Linked DNA regions of Homo sapiens: region 2 is linked to region 1. A link is an interaction called in ENCODE POLR2A ChIA-PET data of the cell type or tissue named here. Cell type or tissue: CD4-positive, alpha-beta T cell. All regions are shown on one strand.

The links. ChIA-PET counts read pairs that join two places held together with the same protein. Peaks named below come from ENCODE experiments on the same cell type or tissue, not always from the same donor. Only the 100,000 strongest peaks of a DNase experiment are listed, where the experiment ranks them.
Region 2: POLR2A ChIA-PET joins it to region 1 with 5 read pairs; 6 of 35 experiments call an interaction of 5 or more read pairs at or near these places.

Annotation. Positions count from the first base shown.
Region 1 is chr10:103,908,260-103,913,259 of GRCh38, reverse strand. It overlaps STN1 (STN1 subunit of CST complex), which reads left to right. Exons shown (of 10, transcript NM_024928.5): 3 at 2,638-2,733. Among named protein-coding and RNA genes, the nearest start is that of STN1, 7.4 kb to the left of the region's middle. RefSeq lists a cis regulatory region at 4,837-4,839 and enhancers at 4,767-4,911, 4,963-5,000, 4,956-5,000. In CD4-positive, alpha-beta T cell, no CTCF peak of the experiment used is centred here; DNase peaks (open chromatin) are centred at 2,099 and 4,789; H3K4me3 peaks cover 2,248 bases; H3K27ac peaks cover 4,661 bases.
Region 2 is chr10:104,025,434-104,030,433 of GRCh38, reverse strand. SLK (STE20 like kinase) reads right to left here. Exons shown (of 19, transcript NM_014720.4): 19 at 1,201-4,860. The coding sequence ends at 4,714. Among named protein-coding and RNA genes, the nearest start is that of MIR936, 20 kb to the left of the region's middle. In CD4-positive, alpha-beta T cell, no CTCF peak of the experiment used is centred here; a DNase peak (open chromatin) is centred at 2,093.

The DNA of each region.
Region 1 (5,000 bases):
GTTGATACCATTGGATGACTGGCCTCCATCACAGGTGACTTGAGTACTTCATTGGTTTGTGCCATTAGCCCAGTCTTCTCAATGCCTTTCCCCCAGACTTCAACCCAGGAAGAATACCTTTTGTTCCACTCTTCTCCCCATCTGAAAGTGTTTTTGCTCTTTATTAAAACCACGACAGTGGTATATGCTAGGATCTCCTTGGAGACCCAAAGAATCCTGGGACTTTCAGACATCACCAGCAGAGCATCCTGCTGCTTCTCAACCAACTGGAAAGACATTTCAGTGGCAGACAGCCGGCCCTCTGTGGGTCCAAACAGCTCTGCTTTCTGCCTCTGATTGCCTATGTGCTGTGGGCCACAACAGACCCTGTGGAGTGTCTGTCTCTAATACAAACAAGTACCTGGCAGCCAGGAAGGACCATCACGTAGGCCAGGGGAGCGGGGGCCAGCCCTATTCTATAAAACAGTTCTCTCTAACTTTACTCTGCTCAGTGTACAAATAGTGATATAGAGCATTTGGGGAGGCAGAAAGGGCTGAGTGCAGCCAGAGATCCTGCCTGGAGCTCAGGCCACCTGGCCCTGCAGCAAACCTAGACCACCAAAGCAGCACCATGCCTCAGCCCTGCTCTGCACACAGGCACTCCAAGGCTGAGTGGTGGGGTGTACGGCAGTAGAGGGCATCCCTGGGTGAGGCTCATTTTCCTAGTTTAAAGTTTGCTTCTGCCATAAGGAAGCCTGCCCTTGACTACACAGGACACAGGGATCTCCCTTCTCTGCAGGCTCCCTATCCTTTTGCGTTTGGTCAGTGCAGGCAGGCAGGGGCAGGGGACTGAAGATCTCATCAATGGTGTTATGGAAAAGACTAAGTTTCAATTGTGAGAACTTGGGAGAAGCCAGTTGGAACTGGCTACATCTTAAAATTTTATGGCCTGGGTGCAGTGGCTCACACCTATAATTCTAGTGCTTTGGGAGGCCAAGAGTTTGAGGCCAGCATGGGCGACAGGGAGAGACCCCATCTCTATGAAAAATTTTAAAAATTAGTTGGGCTTCTGCTTGAGACCAGGAGTTGAGACTGGAACCACTTTGTCTCCATTCAATCCAAGTTTTCCTGGATGGAGGTGACTCTCTTTTTGGGGGTGACACAGTGACCCAGGCTCCTTCCCTCCTTGTTCCTGCCATCTTCAGCTCATGCCTGCAAGGTGGTCCTGAGGACAATCTCCAACCACCAGGTTATCTCTTGAAGCGTGCCTCTGTGGAGGGAGAGGGTCTTGCTTTTGGCTAAATTTGCCACCTCTTATTTCTTAAAACCACGTCTCACTCCCTTGGTGTCTCTCTGTAACTGAGGCTTAGAAGCTCCTTGTTCATTCTTTGGACTCTTTCTCAGTCCCTTTGTCTACAAGGGAAACAGAGCCATCAGCAGAGGCCAGTCTGGGGGTTATAAGGGGCGTCGGGATTCAGGCCACAGGTCCCCCCATGAATGGACAGAATAGAAGCTGTGACTATGCTTGATGTGAGGGGAAGAATGGCCAAATGCCTGAGGTGATCATTGTTTCTTAATTTAGAATTCGTATATTTATTTTAAAAAGGACTTGACTGGGTGTGGTGGCTCCCAGCACTTTGAGACACCAAGGTGGGAGGATCGCTTGAGGCCGGGAGTTCAAGACCAGCCTGGGCAACAAAGTGAGATGCCCATGTCTAATTTAAAAAAAAGAAAAAGGAAATCACCATATGAAAGTTTATAACCTGTTTCTGAAAGTAAAGAATTTAGCCGTCATGGGGGCGGGGGGAAGAGGCTGGAAAAGAGATTGGGCAGGACTCTTTAGCTGCAGGTGACAGGAACACAGTGCGTGTAGCTTAAGGTGAAGTGGGGAGCTCGGGTTAGGTTATTGGGGGACAGGCAGAAGGGAAGACCTGCAGGAGCCAGGACAGCCCTGGGACCATCAGGGACTCCCTGCTCTGAGCAGCCCCTCTGTGTCCTGGCCCCAAGTCAGAAAAAAGCCTCTGGGTATCAGTGGGTAGGTTCCCCCTCTCAGCTTTCTCCTCTGGCAGGAAGTTGCCTGCCACCATCTGTAGCCTAGGTTTTGAAAACAGAGTTTTAAAAAGAGAAGTTTTGGGGTTGTAACCTGGCCCCAAAGGGTAGCGTTTTGTAACCTACTTACTGTTTTTTTTTAAAAAAAATGCTATTGCCAGTTCAAAGAAATCATGACTGGTTTCTTAGAAAAGCACTTGTTTGAAAAAAAAAAAAAGCCAAAGAAGCCTTTCTCATGGTTTCCTCTCTCTTTCCTTCTAGTTGCTTCAAATATAGTCCTGTGTTTGGTCCCCCAGTATAATGACTGTTTTCAGGCCCCTTGTGAGCATTCAGAACAGGGTGCATTAACCAAATCTAGTTGGACAGCGTTGGTTTTCTCCCGTCTAGTGCAAGCTTTAATGCCAAGCTTTCTACTTAGGACCTGTGAGGAAAAGACATTGGAATTTCTTGGGGCGTTGTCATTTGTCAAGGACTGATTCTTAAGTCTAGAATTTCAGCAAACAGCATGGATTGATTTTTTTACACTCCCTTCCCCCCTACAAGTTAAGATTTATTGAAGCAGAAAATGTAATCATACATTATGTCGACTTTGCTTTTTTTAAATTTTAGGTGTATTTTTGTACAATGGACATCCAATAAAACAGGTAGATGTCTTGGGAACTGTCATTGGAGTGAGAGAAAGAGATGCTTTCTACAGTTATGGAGGTAAGAACAATTGTGTCTGAAATGAAGTTGATGTAGAAGGCTGACCCTTCTGGGCTGAAAGTTGGATTTCAGCAGCCCCAGCCATTTAGAGTAGCTGGGGACCCTCACTAAGGGCATGTACTTTCTCTATGGGGTGCCCCTTATAGCCCCAGACACGGGCTAAGAATAAAATGAGGCAACGGGTAGGAATGATACTGATGAATTCAGTGAAGTGACAGCTGCTGAGGTGCTAAGAAGTGGAAGAATTAAAATACAGCCCCCTATGAGCATCGATGGACGGGCAGGGGGGCACCTGATGCCAAAGGGTATATCTGTAAATAGCAAAGCGTGGTAATATGTGGTTATGTGGATCACTTTAAAAAGCGAAGACCAGATTAATGTTAAAGTAGATTCTTTAACAACACAGGAAGATGTGAAAAATAATTTTAAAATATTTATATCCAGAACAGTTAACAAAAAGCCTTTTGATACCCAAAGGGGTAAATACCCATTATCAGAAAGTTTATTTTCCCTCATGATGGAAGCTTAATAAAGGGTTTCTATATTTTGGACACCAGAGAATTGCTCAAATGTGATTTTAGTGTAATAGGTCTTTCTTTTTTCATTGAGTTGATTTTTAAGCATTTAATACATTGCCTTGTACAACTCCAAGCTTCTCTATAATCAAGAGCCCAAGCTAGATATTTTGTGGGAAACTTAACTTTAAATTCCAAACCTTTGCTGAAATTGACATTGTCACTTTTTGTGCTGTGCCTTGGATTTGTATTCTTACTCTTCTTGAGGAAAGATAGAAGGCAGTTGAACTTTGTGACCAAGAGCGTTTCATTGGCAGTCCCTGCATGATTGATAATTTGTAGATACAATATTATTGCATTTCTTTACATGTATTCATTTTCCTGAAGAGTATTATCTTGTGCTTTTAATAAAATAACATGTGAAAAATAAAAGCTTATTTTTTCTGCTTTTTCTCAGCATATATATATGTACATATATATGTACATATATATACATATATACATATATACATATACACACACACATATATATACATATATACATATATATACATATATACATATATACATATATATACATATATATACATATATACATATATACATATATATACATATATACATATATATACATATATATATATATTTTTTTTTTTTGATTCTGAAAAGGATCATCCTGTCAGAAATTCCCATACTGAATCTCTTCTCTGCTTTATTTTACCAAAGATATTGGTCCTTTTTTTCTCCAGACAACTCAACAAATATTTACTAAGTTCCTACAGTGTATCCAGCTATGGGCAGTACACTGTGGTATATAGTACAGTGCTTCCTCTCCAAATGCCAACAACGAAATAATAGCGTCTTTCAGTTTGTAAAGCACTTTTATATGCATAATTTCATATTATTCTCCCTCTAGTCTTTTGAAACAGAAAGTACAGGTATTATTTCCATTTTGTAGATGAGAAAACTAAGGCTTAGTAACTTACTCAAGATTCCACTGATGGAGATTTGTGGGTCCATTCTGTTTACTGACTCCAGTGTGTTCTGTGGTCTCCATATAACTCAGTTTGATTTTTCTCTCCTCCTCCTTTCTTCCATCCCCCACCCACCAAAAAAAAAAAAATTAACTGCATTTGATTTTTAGTTTTCTGTTTTTCAGATCAAATAAATGAGACTGTTTGAGGACTTTAAAATCCTGGCCCTAGAACCAGGCTAGATATTAAGCCTGTGTCTAAAGGAGCTTCACTTAACCTCTTTTCCCATTATAAAAAGATTAAGGCACTATGATTGCCTCTTCTCCAGTAAGCATTTCCCTCTGAGTGAGTGTCTGAGGAGCATGAAACATCTGTGGGCTTTGGGAAAATAAAAAGCATCTGACTGCTGAAATTATTGAGAGTAGAGAGGCTTTTGCAACTTTAATTCTTGTGGAGAACTGCCCCTCTCCTTGCTGTCCTCAGGCACAATATGGCTTTTGGGCCATCTGCCAGGTGGCCGCTCCCTGCTGTTCTGGGTTCTGCTTCCCCTGACTCACCGCAGGCCTGTGCTGGGGGTGCTTCCTGCTCGCACTGACTCATCCCGCAGCTGAAACAAGGCCAGCGGCCCAGGCGGTACTGTGTAGCTGCTGAGGACATTGTGCAGCACTGCAAGGGTGCCTCCATTCAGGGGCATTCCAGCAGCCAGACCTCTGGGCACCAAGGCACAGGGTCTGCTGGGAGAGGTCACAAACTGGGAAGTCCGGGGGTTGGTGACAGT
Region 2 (5,000 bases), 120 kb before region 1:
CCCCATCTCTACTAAAAATACAAAAAAATTAGCCGGCATGGTGGCGGGCACCTGTGATCCCAGCTACTCGGGAGGCTGAGGCTGAAGAATCACTTGAACCCAGGAGGTGAAGGTTGCAGTGAGCTGAGAACGTGCCACTGCACTCCAGCCGGCAAGACTCCATCTCAAAAAATAAAACAAAAATAAAATAAAAATTAGTTCATACAGCCTCCAGATTTCAAACAACTTGAGTTTTACTAAGCAAAACTATTGTGTATAATAAAGGAATTGTGCTTTTTAAATAATTTTTTTTCAAAAGAATTCATTAGTTTTACCCAAAGGCTGAATTTTTTACTTTTTAATTGTAGCTTTTACACTTATTAAAAGTAACTTCCAAAAAAAGGGGGGAAAAAGATGTTTTGACCCTTTAAAAAAAAGTAGCTTTAGGGGTTCAAGTATTATATCCCCTTTAATAGTGATCCTTATCTTGATTAATCAAGACATAGGAGTTTTTTCCTTGTTACTAGATCTACCTAAGATACCCAAAGTCTTCATCAAGTTTTAGCTCAAGTAAAATAGGGTACAAGTCCAAACTTACTACCTTCTCTGGACAAAACTCAGAAAGAGGATGGGCAGATATGAGGTTATGTCCTCAGCTGGATGGCAATGGATGTTAGCCTCTTTTGTTTCATTTTTTTTTTTTAAGTCAAGAATGAGCTCAATAGTGCACAACGCTCCCAGATTAGAAAATGACACTCCATGCCTCCCTCCAGCTGGACACGTGCCGAGTGATGCTGCCTAGCGTCTACTGAATCTTGCATGAACGTTATCAATGACGAAGAGACTATTTTTGCAGAAGTGAGGTCATATGATTTGTGAAATGCTTGGTGAGAAAAATCATCCATCCCAAGAGGAAAAGAAATTAAAAACATACACATATATACATAGGCTGATAGAAATATTTTAAGCACCTCCCAAAGGAGGGGTTTGCATTCTGAAAGACAACCCCCAGCAAGTTATCACTAAAAACTACATTTGAGTGTGTGTGTGTTTGCGTGTATGCTGTGGACTACACACAGCTAGGAATACTAACTCTGGAAGGGTCAGAAGACCTGCGGGGACTGCAAGTTTTACAATATAACTAGGACCAACAACTGCAAAGTGTTCTCAGGCAGGACACTCCAGTTTCAAAGATTCTCAATAAAAGACTGCTTCCCAAAATTGATTAAGAAATAACTTTATTTTTCATGTGTCAATCCCATGATTGAAAAGACATGTTGCTCTCAAGTAGATAAGAGGCATAATCTTAAACAAAATTCTTTCTGAAAATTTAGCTTATGAACTCATTACACTGCAAACCAGAGAAGGAGCACAAAAAGCTGCAGCCCACATTGAAACCTGGCAAACACTCTCCGCCAAAATTAGTAGCAGGAATGTTAAAGCTTTATCAAAAACATGTCAGCAACGGAATAGCAACAATACAGCCATTAACTGTTGTGCCTTCAACTTAAGAAAAGCATTTAAAGAATCACCCCATTTCTTATAAAAATCATTTCTCAGAAAAGAATTGTTAATCAAAAGACTATTAGAACTGGAACTCTCTTCTTTCACTTCAGTTCTAGATTTTCTTTAATCAACAATATCTCTAGTTAATACTTGGACAGAATTTGGCTTCTCAGAAGAGTCTTTGTCATTTAAGCACAGTGTGGAATGGGAAAAAGTGTATAGTTACAAGGAAACTAGAAGAGTACAAAAAAATAGTCACTTCTGAAACTCGCTGATGCTCAAGAAATCAGAGACCCTTCATTAAGGTGGGTCTCATATGCCTGAGAGCTTTGTGCTTGAGGAAGTATGACTTAGAGGTAGCTCTGGTTCTGGTAATTTATATTTAATTATAATTTGCTGTATCCTGTCACAAGAGAGTTCTAATATTTTCAGCAAAGTAAAAGCATTCAACATTTTTTCCTTACCCACCCTATAGCTTCCCCATAGAAAAAGATAAGAAAAAGCTTAATGTGACTCCACATAGAATAGCAGCTAATTCAGCAATTCGCACTGTATGGTTGTTGACAGGACTAGGAAAGGCAGCCTAGTGCCCCAAGCTGTAGGAGCTGGATCTGCAGAAGTGTGCAGGTCTGCTGTGTTCACAGCACTCAGGGAAAGAGGGGAGGAGGTGGCTGATGAGGGTGCACGTTCGGAGAAGTCTGTATGTGTTTCATGGCATATTCTGCCACAGCAACAAAACAACCAAATCAGCAGTAGATTTGACTGTACCCTTCGATTTCAAAGAAGTCTGCGCCCCTCGCCCACTCGCCACCTACACTTCATGCAGGAAAGATAGATCACTATCATCTATTTGAATACAGGGCCTCAGAAGAGGTGGGCTGGTATGGGTACAAACAGCGTATTTTATAACAAAACACTTTTTGAAAAGATTTATATAACTTTAAGTATTAAAATGAATGCTTTACCTCTACATATGTATCACTGTACAGTCTTGCACCCACACGATTATGGTCATATTTGAAAGCGAACTCAAGCACAAACACTGAATCCAAAAGGCAGTTTTAAGGGAGATCCAACCTTACCCACAGCGCCAACCATTCCACTCTGAGCCTCTCTCCTTGAGTCAATAATCTGAATGTCAAGTTGAAAGGAACAGAAAGAATCAAATATTCAGACCAAATTAATCAGGCACCACACACTATTTAGCGCACAGGGTATCAATTAAATGATACTAGAAAAAAAATGTCTACTGCCTGAGGTATTCATTTTTTAAAAGTCAATAAACTGAAAATTTCAAAGGAGAAAGTGGTATGAAGACGTTCCTTCCCAATCCCTCTTCAAATAAATCATTAAATACACTGGGCAACATTATACTGTCATTTTTATCATAACAATATAAACAATTTTTATCATCATCCTGAATATTACTTTATAAAGATATATATTTTAAAAGGCTTTCAAAACATTTTTCAACCCAGCATTTGAGAATAAAGCATTAAGAGTTTTGTATACAGTAACACATTCATGTGATAAGTGTATGAATTTACAACCATACATAATATGTATATATGTATATATATTTATATAAAAAACAAACTTGGCCAGAAGTTAAGGCTACCTACGAAGTTGTCCAAGTAAATTATGCTTGTCAAAACAATTATAAAATTCAAATCACACATGCATTTTTAAATCATCTAAATCACTGACAAACAAGGTTCAGCATCCAAAGTTTTCAAATTAACTGCAAGAAAGTGCTACAGACATTTACATTTTCTAAATATGAATCAGTGTTCCCACAAAGTTACATTTAAATTTTTCACCAGCCTCAAAAGTAATATAACTGAAAACAAACTTTCACAATTTGGTACCTAGCACTCTTAAGAGAGAATAGGTTGAAAATGGCAGGCAGCAAGCATCATTCACAAATGTGCTGTCTCAGACAGCAAAGTACAGTTTATAATACTGTCTGACCTGACACGTGGTTGAAATTCTAAGCCTCATAAGGGACTAGGAGTGAACATTTCATTAATAATTACACACACCAGCAACCACATGATAAAGGCTTCAGGCTTTTCCCACTCAAATCAAAGTGAATGATTTAAACATGGAACAAAATAAAACCAAGACATAAGTAGCCTCATTTCAAAATAAGGAAAAGTAATTCCTGACGTGCCTAAATATTTAATTTAAACTTTTAAAAAAGTATTCTGAACTAATGCCTCTTTTAAGATTAATTTCTGAAGATATATTTATAAATATAACTCACAGCCTGCAGGCCTCTGACAGAGTTTTAAACAGAATTAGCTAAGATGGAGAGAAATCATTTAACCAGCTCAGGTATTATTTTAGAAAATAAACACAGATAGCTAAACCTATATTGCTTAAATTTCATGAGTTTTACATTTCCAGTTTGCAATCTAAAAGCTACCTCTTTTTTTCATCTTTCCAAACTTTGTACATGTATTTTAGGATGAAAATTTCTATCAAACGGTAAGAGAAGCAAAAATTCCAAAACAACCATGTTTTTAATTCTAAAGATGTTTTTGTCCCTGTTGATCAAAAAGAAAATCCTACTTACGACTTGACTGAAATTTAGTGTTTTAGGCACTATCTTAAGAAAATTAGCACCCTCAATTATTAGCTCATGCCAAAAGAGGTAATTCGTTTTGACAAATCACTGAAATAATTTTTCTCTTTTAAAAGAGGTTGTTCCTATTTAAAGAAAAAAATATATTCATTTACTGAGTCAACAGCATATTTGAGCAAATCATAGCTTTTTTATGAGAGCTGATCCACCAAAAGAAAATTATCCCAACTCTCTGCAGCAGAGCTTCAACTACAGAATTTAGGCATTGAGAAGTTACGTCAGGTAAGAAGAATTTATTAATACTTAGTGATGTAACAGTTTTTCTTAAATAACTTTAAACATTATTTCTCCAACAGTTTTCAGGTAGCAGTGTCTAAAGAACATAATTTTTAAGATGAATATACAAAGTCACCTTAGTCACCAAGATGCTACTTTGCCAACATGGCCTAGCGTCTGTCTTAGTTCGTTTTCCCTTCATCTTTGCTTAAAAACAAAACAAAACAAAAAAAACAAAAAAGGAAAACACCTAGAAGGTGAGGCAGGTGATTGTCTTCATGAGCTATCTGAGAGACTGTGGCAGAAGATGAGAACAGAATGACATACTGAAAGAGCCAAACCCACGCACAGAATGCTTCCCTTTGTTATGATCCGGTGGAATGCAAGCTGGGAATAGGATAAAATTTGGAAATCCGGCTCTGTGTTGATGGGTTAAGGCATTCAGACTCCCCAGTCATTTTAAAGAATACTTCCTGTTCCTGTAGTTTCCTGGCAAACTCTTCTTCCAGTGTCTTAAAAAGAAAGGGAAAAAGAAATTGCTATGTGCTGGTATTATATATAGAATTTATGCTGACAGCCAAGATAAAACTACTTGTCCAAAACACTTTCTTTGTATATAATCCTCAAGAAGACACGCCTGCTCAATTTTTTA